2 separate regions of the Mus musculus genome follow, and region 2 is linked to region 1. The links are chromatin loops, found by intact Hi-C in ENCODE. Cell type or tissue: heart. All regions are shown on one strand.

What was found. A loop is a pair of places that touch in the nucleus more often than their neighbours do. Peaks named below come from ENCODE experiments on the same cell type or tissue, not always from the same donor. Only the 100,000 strongest peaks of a DNase experiment are listed, where the experiment ranks them.
Region 2: it touches region 1 in a loop (3-fold over the local background); 3 of 42 quality-filtered maps call a loop at or near these places.

What each region holds. Positions count from the first base shown.
Region 1 is chr11:32,585,833-32,590,832 of GRCm38, reverse strand. Stk10 (serine/threonine kinase 10) reads right to left here. Exons shown (of 19, transcript NM_009288.2): 5 at 3,448-3,520; 6 at 1,883-2,077; 7 at 1,342-1,423. Among named protein-coding and RNA genes, the nearest start is that of Fbxw11, 54 kb to the left of the region's middle. In heart, a CTCF peak has its summit at 2,259 (motif pointing right); DNase peaks (open chromatin) are centred at 818 and 2,252; H3K27ac peaks cover 855 bases.
Region 2 is chr11:32,508,243-32,513,242 of GRCm38, reverse strand. All of the region lies in intron 2 of Ubtd2 (ubiquitin domain containing 2), which reads right to left. Among named protein-coding and RNA genes, the nearest start is that of Efcab9, 17 kb to the left of the region's middle. In heart, a CTCF peak has its summit at 2,135 (motif pointing left); no DNase peak of the experiment used is centred here.

The DNA.
Region 1 (5,000 bases):
GGGTCAGGTCAAGTTCAGGGACTGAACTTGAGGCACGAAGCCAGGGGCCCCCACAGGCTGGCTGTGATCATTCCAGCAAACAGAAGGAACAGAGAGCCCAGAGCTCACCACAGTCATCAATTGTGCTAGGTGAACACGGCAGACAGGGAGTGAGCCGTTGGCTGTGGGGGTGGGGGTAGGGGTGAGGGTGGGAGTGGGAGTTGTCAAGAAAGAAGGTGCTAGCCCCGGCATGATGAGTGACAATCCTGAGCTCCCTGCTACCTCCAATCCATGAAAACTGCCGCTGAACTGTTAGTGAGCAGGGTCCGCCACACACAGACTTCCTGGCTACCTACCCGACCAAGGGAGAAACGGAGGCACAGAGGGAACTCCTCACACCCCTCCCTAATTTCAGATCCAGGTTACCAACTGCAGCAGGACACTGGCCAGGGACAATTGTGCAGACGAATGACTGAGCCACCAGCTCTAGTAAGTTTCGGTGGCTTGGCCACACAGGATACAAAAGGACAGGGATTAGCAGATACAGGGCTGAGGTGCCCACAGCCAAGATGTGCCCCAAGCTGCCATTCCAACCAGATGACCTTGGGCAAGGACTTCCCCTTTGAGCCCACTGTCCTCAGGTCTGGCAGACCCCTGTATCCCTCCCACCCTACATTTTAAGAGGTACTGGAGAAGCCCCAGCCCATTTGAGGGCACCTGGGTAAACTGAGGCAGACCTCCTCCCGCCCCCTCTGCCCTGTGCTCTTCCACTGCGCACTGAGAATCCCCTGGCAGACACTGCTTCAGCTAGGAAGTGGAATTCCTGGCTCCTGCCAAGGCTCCGGGTGACAGCTGGTCTCTGCCCTGACCATGTCAGGCAGGCCGGATACCCTGGCACGGGAGGTGCCATTTACAGGAAGCAACCGGTCCCAAGAGGCTTGGGGCCTTTGCACCTTACAGCAGCTCCGTCTCCCAAACAAACACGCCATGCTGAAAGTGGGCCTTGAGGAAGGCCACACATTTGATTTTGAACCAGAAGTGTGGAAGGAAAGTCAGAATCTCCCATGCGATGGATCCACTTCTGTTTTGTTTTTCTTTTTGAGAAAGGGTCTCTCTACATAACAGCTCTGGCTGGCCTGGAACTTGCTAAGCTCCTGGCTGGCCTTAAACTTGCAGTGATCCTCTTGCCTCTATGCAAAACCTTGTGTCTGTCCCAGGTGCTGGACTTAGAGGTGTGAGCCACCACATCTGAGTTCACCGGACACATGGAGCATTCCTCACATTGGGCACCGTACCTCACAGCCGGCTAAGAACTTGACCTTGCCGGTGCCTCTGAGGAACAATGCAACGAATCTCCCTCACCTGCAGCAGCTGTGCAGCACTGGGCCGGGTTTCTGGGTTCTTATCCAAGGCTATCTTCAGAAAGTCTCGGAACTCCACAGACCTGGAGGACAGGCGTAAGTAAGGAGTGAGCCACAGCCCGGGCACCGCACGCCCAGGGCTGGGTGTGTGGAGACAGGGTCCATGGGACAGCCTTCTTATCATGCACACCACTGTCCAGGACACAGACGTCTAAAAGGAACATAAGCAGGATGGGAATGAGCATGGCAGTGTCAGAATCTAAACCTAAGTCCCCATTCCCAGCCTGGCCATGTGGCTGATTGGGCTCTGATCCTATTCAATATGTTCCGGGACATAACGGGATCTCGTCCTGGCTAACTGGCCTTGCTCTCGTGTCTAAGGTTTTGTATAGTTCAGGAGGGCAGTTCAGAAAGGCCTGGAGGTGGCCCTCTCCTCCGTTCCCCCCATCCCCGACTTTAGAGTCCACTGTGCACACGCAGACCCAGCACCACACGTCTCTGGAGTGGCTTCCGACCCTCCAGGATTACACAGCTCTCCTTACCACTTGGAGGGTGTAAGCAGGGTAGGAGGGTCCGACTTGGCAATCTTGAGCAGGACCCGCATGGGGTTGAGCTCGTGGTGTGGGGGCTCGATCTGCGCCATCTCGATCAGCGTGATGCCCAAGGACCAGATGTCAGCCTTGTAGTCATAGGGGGCGTCCTTCATGGTTTCACACAGCACCACCTCAGGGGCCATCCTGAGCCAACCAAGGAACAATAAGGGCTAAGAATTGGGCCCCTGAGGATGCCGCTCGTAGCTTCAGCGTCTCGAACACCACCAGCACCACACTGGAGGTTTGGCAGTATTTGAAGCCATGATTTGAATTACTGGCATCCTATTGTCTTCCTCAAGGGTCTCGGCCCGCTGCAGTTCCTGGAGCCCGCCACAAGGTGGCAGCAGCCATCCAGAACAGAGTCCTGGGGAAGGGGCAGGTGGGTGAGGGCAGAGGGGCGAAGGTTCCAGCAAAAAACAAACAAGGTAGGACAGTGGGGTAGACAGAACAGGACATCACAGAGAGAAAGGGGGATGGGAGAGAAGAGAAAGGAATAACGGGAGGGGTGGGAGAGAAAGAGTTAAGAGTAGTAAGCAAGCAAGGAAGGGGCTGAACACCATGGCCAGTTGTAAAAACAGAACACAAAGTAATCAGGTGTGAAACTGAGTGAGAGCTTGGGCTTGGGGTGCCACCTGGATGCCTGCAGCCTGGATGCCTGCAGCCTGAGCCTGGATGCCTGCAGCCTGGATGCCTGAGGCTGGATTCCTGCAGCCTGAGGCTGGATTCCTGCAGCCTGAGCCTGGATGCCTGGATGCCTGCAACCTGAGCCTGGATGCCTGCAGCCTGGATGCCTGAGGCTGGATGCCTGAGCCTGGATGCCTGCAGCCTGAGGCTGGATGCCTAAGCCTGGATGCCTGCAGCCTGAGCCTGGATGCCTGCAGCCTGAGCCTGGATTCCTGCAGCCTAAGCCTGGATGTCTGAGCCTGAGCCTGGATGCATAAGCCGGAGATTGGATGCCTGAGCCTGAATGGATGCACTGCAGGTGTGGGAAGGTGGGGCCCAGCTCCACACATCTGCAGGCTGAGGCCAAAGCAAGACTTCAGGTGTCTTCCTCTACAAGAGAGCCCTCTTCTCATAGGTGGTTTTTATTTTAAGTTAGAGTTTTGAAAAAGGACAAGACACAACAGGCGTAAGAGAGGCCCAGGGAGATTTCTCATGAGGACAGGAAGTGAATTTACATTGTTCTCATGTACCCCGCCCATAGCCAGCACCCTAAACTCAGTACAAGTGTTAGACGAACCAAGAGCTGAAGCACCTTTTCAGGAATCCGGTTTAGTTTATTAGTGGGGTGCTTTCCACTGTAACCCCAGTTTACAGACGAGGGCGTGGGGAAGCTAAGCCACTTGTGCTAGGCGCAGGAGTACCCAGAAGAGAAGCAGATGCTAGACACACACAGTTTGAGCGGCTGACTAAGGGCTCTGAACTGGCACCGCGTGCCCCACACACAATCCACCCAGAGGCAACTAACCACGGGGTGTTAGGCTTGCTATGTCCCCAGAGGCCCCACGACTCACCAGTAAGGTGTCCCTATGAAGGAGTCTCGCTTTTGCAGAGTTTTCAGATTCTTGGCAGACACACCAAAATCAGCTGCAAGACAAAACCCTAAGATAAAGTCATGGTCGAGGGAGTCTTCCCCACCCACACCCTTTGGGTAAAGTCCTTGGTGTGGTGTGGACTCAGGAACACAATTTCGGGACTCGGGGATGAGGCAAGCATGCTTGGGGACTTTTTGTTTGTTTGTTTGTTTGTGAGACCCTGTCTTAAAAAAAAAAAAAGGGCCAGGCTCATTTGATATAGTAATCTCTTTTTTTTAAAAGATTTTTTTTTGTAGAACATGATTTTAATATTTTCAACTGTTGATATTCAACAAACAGAATAGTTATTTTAAGATATACTTCATTGTTTTTAAAGATTTATTTATTTATTATATATAACTACACTGTAGCTGTCTTCAGACACACAAGAGGACGGCATTAGATTTCATTACAGATGGTTGTGAGCCACCATGTGGTTGCTGGAATTTGAACTCAGGACCTCTGGAAGAGCAGTCAGTGTTCTTACCCGCTGAGCCATCTCTCCAGCGCCCGGCCCAGTAATCTATAAATCCAATTAAGAATCTACAAAATAACACTAAGTACAAACAACTGCAATACTCATCAGTGTGCTGTTCAAATACACAGTGGCAACCAGAATTACATAACTGTCATTTAAAAAATAGACCTTTGTGCCAGGCAGTGGTGGCGCACGCCTTTAATCCCAGCACTTGGGAGGCAGAGACAGGCGGATTTCTGAGTTCGTGGCCAGCCTGGTCTACAGAGTGAGTTCCAGGACAGCCAGAGAAACCCTGGGCTACACAGAGAAACCCTGTCTCGGAAAAAAAAATAAATAAATACACAAACAAACCTTTTTAAAGTTATTATCTGTAATCGCTTGGCTTTGTCTTTTTCTTTTCTTTTTGGTGGCTCCTAATTTCACCTTATCAGATTCCAGTCCCATCCAAGGCATATCCAGAGCTACCAGGTGCTGGCTAGTCTCACGTCAACTTGACACAAGGTAAAGTAGTTGTTGGAAAGGGAGACCTCAACAGAAAGGGAATGCCTCCCTGCAGGCTGCCTGCAGGGGAGTCTGTAGGGCACTTATAAATTATTCACATGCACTACAGACCCTTCTCTATGCACATGACCCATTTCCCCTTCCCTCTTGAAGAAGGCGTGGCTCTTCACGCAGTCCCTGAGCACAGAACCTCGAAGCTGAGCTAAGCAAGTGAGAAGCTGGGGTCTGGTGGGTCACACCTGATTGCTTCCGGTTCTGTTTTTATAATTCGATATGGTGTTCACCCCTTTCCTGCTTACTCACTACTAAACTACAACCTGGTGCCTGTGCTAGGGGTTCACATATAGAGAGGTCAGGGGAGAACTTGTGGGAGTCAGTTTTCTTTGTCCACTATGTGAATTCCAGGAATGGAGCACGGGTGGCCAGGCTTGGCAGCAAGTGCCTTTACCCATGGAGCCAGCCCTACGACCCGACTCCCTCTCCTGAGCCACTCCCTTCTCCCACCTCTCATGCT
Region 2 (5,000 bases), 78 kb after region 1:
TTGTTTCAAAACAACAAATACAAACAGAAAAGCCTAGAAAACTAAGAATTCAAATACCTTGATAAAACTCTTCACAAAGGTGATGAGGTGGAAGATAGATGGATGAAATGATGTGGAACACCACACCACTATTAAAGTAACCGTACAACAATGGCCACAGTCCAGAGTTCTGACAGTACCAAGGCTGGGGCTGGGGAGTGGAGTACTAACAAGTTCCCTTCACAGCTACCTGGGAGGACAGTTTGCCCCCAACCTGTGCTCCCTTTCCTCTCTCAGCCGAACCCTTCTTTATTATTACCACTAACAACAACAACAACAACAAGTCACATTCCTTCTTTTCCAACTTTTCTCAGATCCTCTCTGGCAACGTTTCTTTTAAGACAGGGTCTCACTATGTAGTCTGGTTGATCTCAAACTCACTATATATAGCCAAGACTGGGCTCAAAATTGTGAGCTCCTCTTGGCTCTACCACCCAAGTGCTGGAATTATAGTTATACACCACCACATTCAGCCTTGAGTCTGACAACTTAGATGATCTGAAGTTCCAAAGGAAGTGAAAACTTGAGTCTACTCTACATGGAAGCAAGTAAGTCGTCCTTTAGTGTATGAGTGGATAAATTGTAGAATGCACAATGGATTTTATTCTGTACTATAAAGAAAATGAAGATATGTAGTACTTAATACTGAAAGGAGCCAGTCTGAAGGGGAACTCTGCCATGAATCAAAGTATCTGGCACTCTGGAAAAGGCAAAAATAGTAAGACACTTAAAAAAAAAATCAGTAGTTGCCAGGTGACAGGTTGGAGGAAAGAATAGATATGTGGAACACAGAGGGTCTAAGACAGTAGGGCTGCTCTGTATGGTACACAGATCTACTGGCAAACAGATGTCATTATAAATTTGTGCAAACCCAGAGTGTATAGCATTGCTGGTGACTCTGATGTAATCTATGTGCTTTGGGTGCTGATGATGTGACAACGCTGGTTTACTCATTTCAACGAATATACTGTTCTGTCATAGACACTGATAATGAGGGAAGCTGTGAGTTCAGGGGAAACAAGAGGCTACATGGATATCTCTAATAGTCTGTACAGACAAATAAAAAAATTATACATAGGGCTGGGGAAATGGCAATGAGATTAAGAGCACTGGCTGCTCTTCCAGAGGACCCTGGGTTCAATTTCCAGCACCACGTGGTGGCTTACAAGCATCTGTAACTCTTGTTCCGGAGACCTGACTTCCTTCCTGGCCTCTGGGGAACTAATGCATGTGGTGCAGACATGCAGCCAAAACACTCATGCACATGAGAAAGAAGATTAGAAAGCTGGAGTCCTGAGGACTAGTGGGTGGGGAAGGCTGCCGAGGCAAAGGTAATAGTGCATGGCATAGTGGGGAAAATATGCTCAAAGTATATTACCTGCCTGAAAACAGCCTAATGTGATCCTGTACAACACGTTCACTATTAATACAGGGACATTCAGATACTTCAACACCATAGAGTGCAGCGCAGCACAACACTGCACCAAAGGGAGAAGGCTGTGAGTGAAGCTTGCTCTGACCCATAGCAGCCTCTGATCAAGTCCAATCAATACAGAACAAACCACTGCAGGCAAGTACAAAGAGGCAATTTTGAAACTTCAAGAATTGGCATACAGACATCAGAAAATAAAAAAGCACTAATTTATTTGAGCTGACAGAGAAATGCTACAGAAGTAGTGTTTTGGGGGCATCACAGGCGTGATGATATGAAGACAGGAGTAAACACAAGGACCTAAGGAGTGAGCAAGCACCAGGAGTCCTGGCTGAGGCTGAGCAGAGAACAGCAATGGGAACTCCAGGAGCCACAGTGCAACTATGTGAAGAACAACAGCTGAGTGGGATCGAGAGAACTGTTACACACCTACCTGACTGAAAAATCACAGCCTGGGAGAAGAGAGGCAAACTTATGACTGTGAAGCTGTAAGACTCTGCTTAGACTTTCATTGCTCCAGAGTCAGCTCGGGTGGGGGGTGGGGCTAGAGAGATGGCTCAGCAGTTAAGAGCTGTTCCTCCAGAGGTCCTGAGTTCAATTCCCACCAACCACATGGTGCCTCCCAACTAACCATAATGAGATCTGATGCCCTCTTCTGGTGTAACTGAAGAGAGCAACATACATAAAATAAATCTTTAAAACAAAAGGGGGAGGGGGGGTACTTGCTGCTCTTTCAGAGAACCCAAGTTCAGTTCTCAGCACCTGCAGCACCAGGAGAGCTGTTGTGTTCTGACCTCCTTGAGCACTAGGTGTATACATGGTGCACAGACATACATGCAGGCAACACCCACACAAACAAAATAAATTCAGACTCATATCTGAAAGACCTATACTAATTATAAAGAAGTAAAAAGGGACAAGTTTAGAAAGAGTAACCACCAGTCTGCAAGACCCCCAATACACACATTTTTATAGCATCAGCATGCATGACACTTTCTGTGTGAGTTAAGCTACTTGGAAAAGTTAAATAACAGAGTTCTGATAAACACTTGTATATCCCAAAGAATAAAGAATTTTAGCATACTTCAATAAATTATGGTGCAATTTAGACATTAAAAAGTCTATTTCTAAATGAAAAAAAAACTTAGTGCATATCTCAGGAAAAAATAAAAAGCTATTTACTTAAACACTTTGGAAGATGGAAATGTTTACCCAAAATCCATATGTTGCTATCACAGGGTGTCAGTGAAAAGTAGTTACTCAATCATAGACAGTATATCCAAGCTTCTTGCCTCTTAGCAGGGTAATTAAAATAGAATCATATCATTCCCTCTTTTCCATCCTTTCCATATCCCCTTAAATTATGACCTCTTTTCTTTTATTATTGTTATATATACAAATATAAATGCACTAAATATGTAATTAAACCTATTGAATTCTTTTAGTGTTATATGTGTATGACTTTAAGGCTGATCACATTCTATTATATAACCAATTGGTAACCCTCCCAACCCCATGAGAGCAGGCCCTGCCCCTCACTGGCTGTAGCACTGGGTGAGCTAGCTGGGGCAGTGCTGGAGAGTTTGCCCTGGTGGTGTGGGTTAACTCAGCTACTATTCAGGCCCAGATACAGACAGGGCTTTGGACCATCCCAAAACATCTACCCCATCTATGAACTGGAGCGATTTAAGGGGCTGTCTTACGGACTAAATTGTGCTGCAGGATCTCCATGACACAGAGCAACAACAGGATATCCGAGAGGAGACCCAGTGAGGATCCGGTACTGACAACGATTCAATGTAATGAGTATCTACAAGTAAAGACTTGCGGACAAAAGGGTACACTATGTGACACATTACAGCTTCCAAGAGGAGATTTTTTCCCTTTGGTTTTTGTTGTAGTTGTCACTGTTATTGTTATTTTATTGGGGGTGGGGGAGTTGCAAGGGCAGAGGAAAGATATGAAGGGACAGGGAGATAAGTAGGATTGGAATACATAAAATGAAATTCACAAACCAATAAAAAGTTAAAAAAAAAAAGGATAATCAATTAGGGGGCACCTCCCTGGGGAAGACTAATTCTCTGTCAGCAATCAGACACATGTATGGGGTGGGGCATTCGGAGACCTTCCCCCCTTCAATATGTCCACTTGTGCTGTCGGTTGCTCAGGTCTTAGGCAGCCAAATTCAATCTATACACTTAAACACAAAAGCAAACACTTCAGAATGCTTACCAATCCTAGTTCTAAGTATGTTATATATGCAACTATATACCTAAACACACACATTTATCTTCAAAAGCATTTACTACTCAAACTATAGCAGAAAAGTCTATATAAGTCTACATATTTTACAGATGGGAAAATTGTTAATGAAATAAGTTTTGTTACATAGCTAGTAAGTAACAATGAAATAACCATTAATCAGATTCCTGAATAAATGTCTAACATAAAGATTAGAGCACACAGCTTATTATGTTAATAAGATGGTTAAATCAAAGAAATGAATGGACTTAGAGAAAAGTGTAAGGCATGACAAATAAGATGCTAGCATGCTGTACAGCCTAATAACAAGACAGTATTTACCAGCAAGTCAAAGACAATCCCTAGCAGTGAAAGATGCAGCCCCACAGCACTCCAAAGGAAGTGTGCCCACTCAGAGAAGCTTACATGCTTTCTGAAAGGCTGCAAACAGTGGCGGAACAAACTTAGTACTGTCACTGTCTGGTCTATGATAACTGGAAGGCGAAGGCAGGTGGATCTCTGAATTCGAGGCAACCCTGGTCTACCTGATGTTGGACTATGTACAACAGCCAGGGCTATTATATACTGTCTCAAAAATTGACTACAACATCGAAAACAAACACAAAATAAGAAAAACAGAGCAATGGAAGATGGAAAGGTTTGCTTTAAGACACCTAGGGCATACTGGGGAGATGGCTCAGTTAATGAAGTACCTGTGTCACAAGTAAGCACAAGTACCTGAGTCCATGTAAAAGGCTGGGCTGACTATGCAAATCAGTGCAGAGGTCACTCAAAAAACTACAAACAGACCTACTGTATGGCCCAGTTAGACGATTCATTCCTGGTATATACCCAAAGGACCCTGTTGTCTACTCCAGAAATACACCTGCTCGTTCATGTTCAACATTGCTCTATTCTCAAGAGCTGGATCTGGAAACAGCTTAGGTGTTTTTCAGCTGATGAATGGATAATTCATGTGGAGCCCAGTGTCAAATCTTTTAGCTGTGTGTTTGACTTAGAGCATCTGTAGAATCCAGGAAACTAGAAGGGACCATTGGTGGGCATCCAACACAGACAGACCTTGGGTTTCTGCCTATACATGCTGGCATATACACATGCATATCTGTCTTCACAGAAAGCCATAGTGCTTATGCACAGGAGGAAGGTACTTTTCCAAAAGCTGACCACTGTGGGGACTTACCCCCTTGGTAAAATCACACTCAGTCTTGGCTGCATTAGGAACTTACAGAAGGTCTCAATCACTACCCCCTGGCACTGAAGCTCAGCT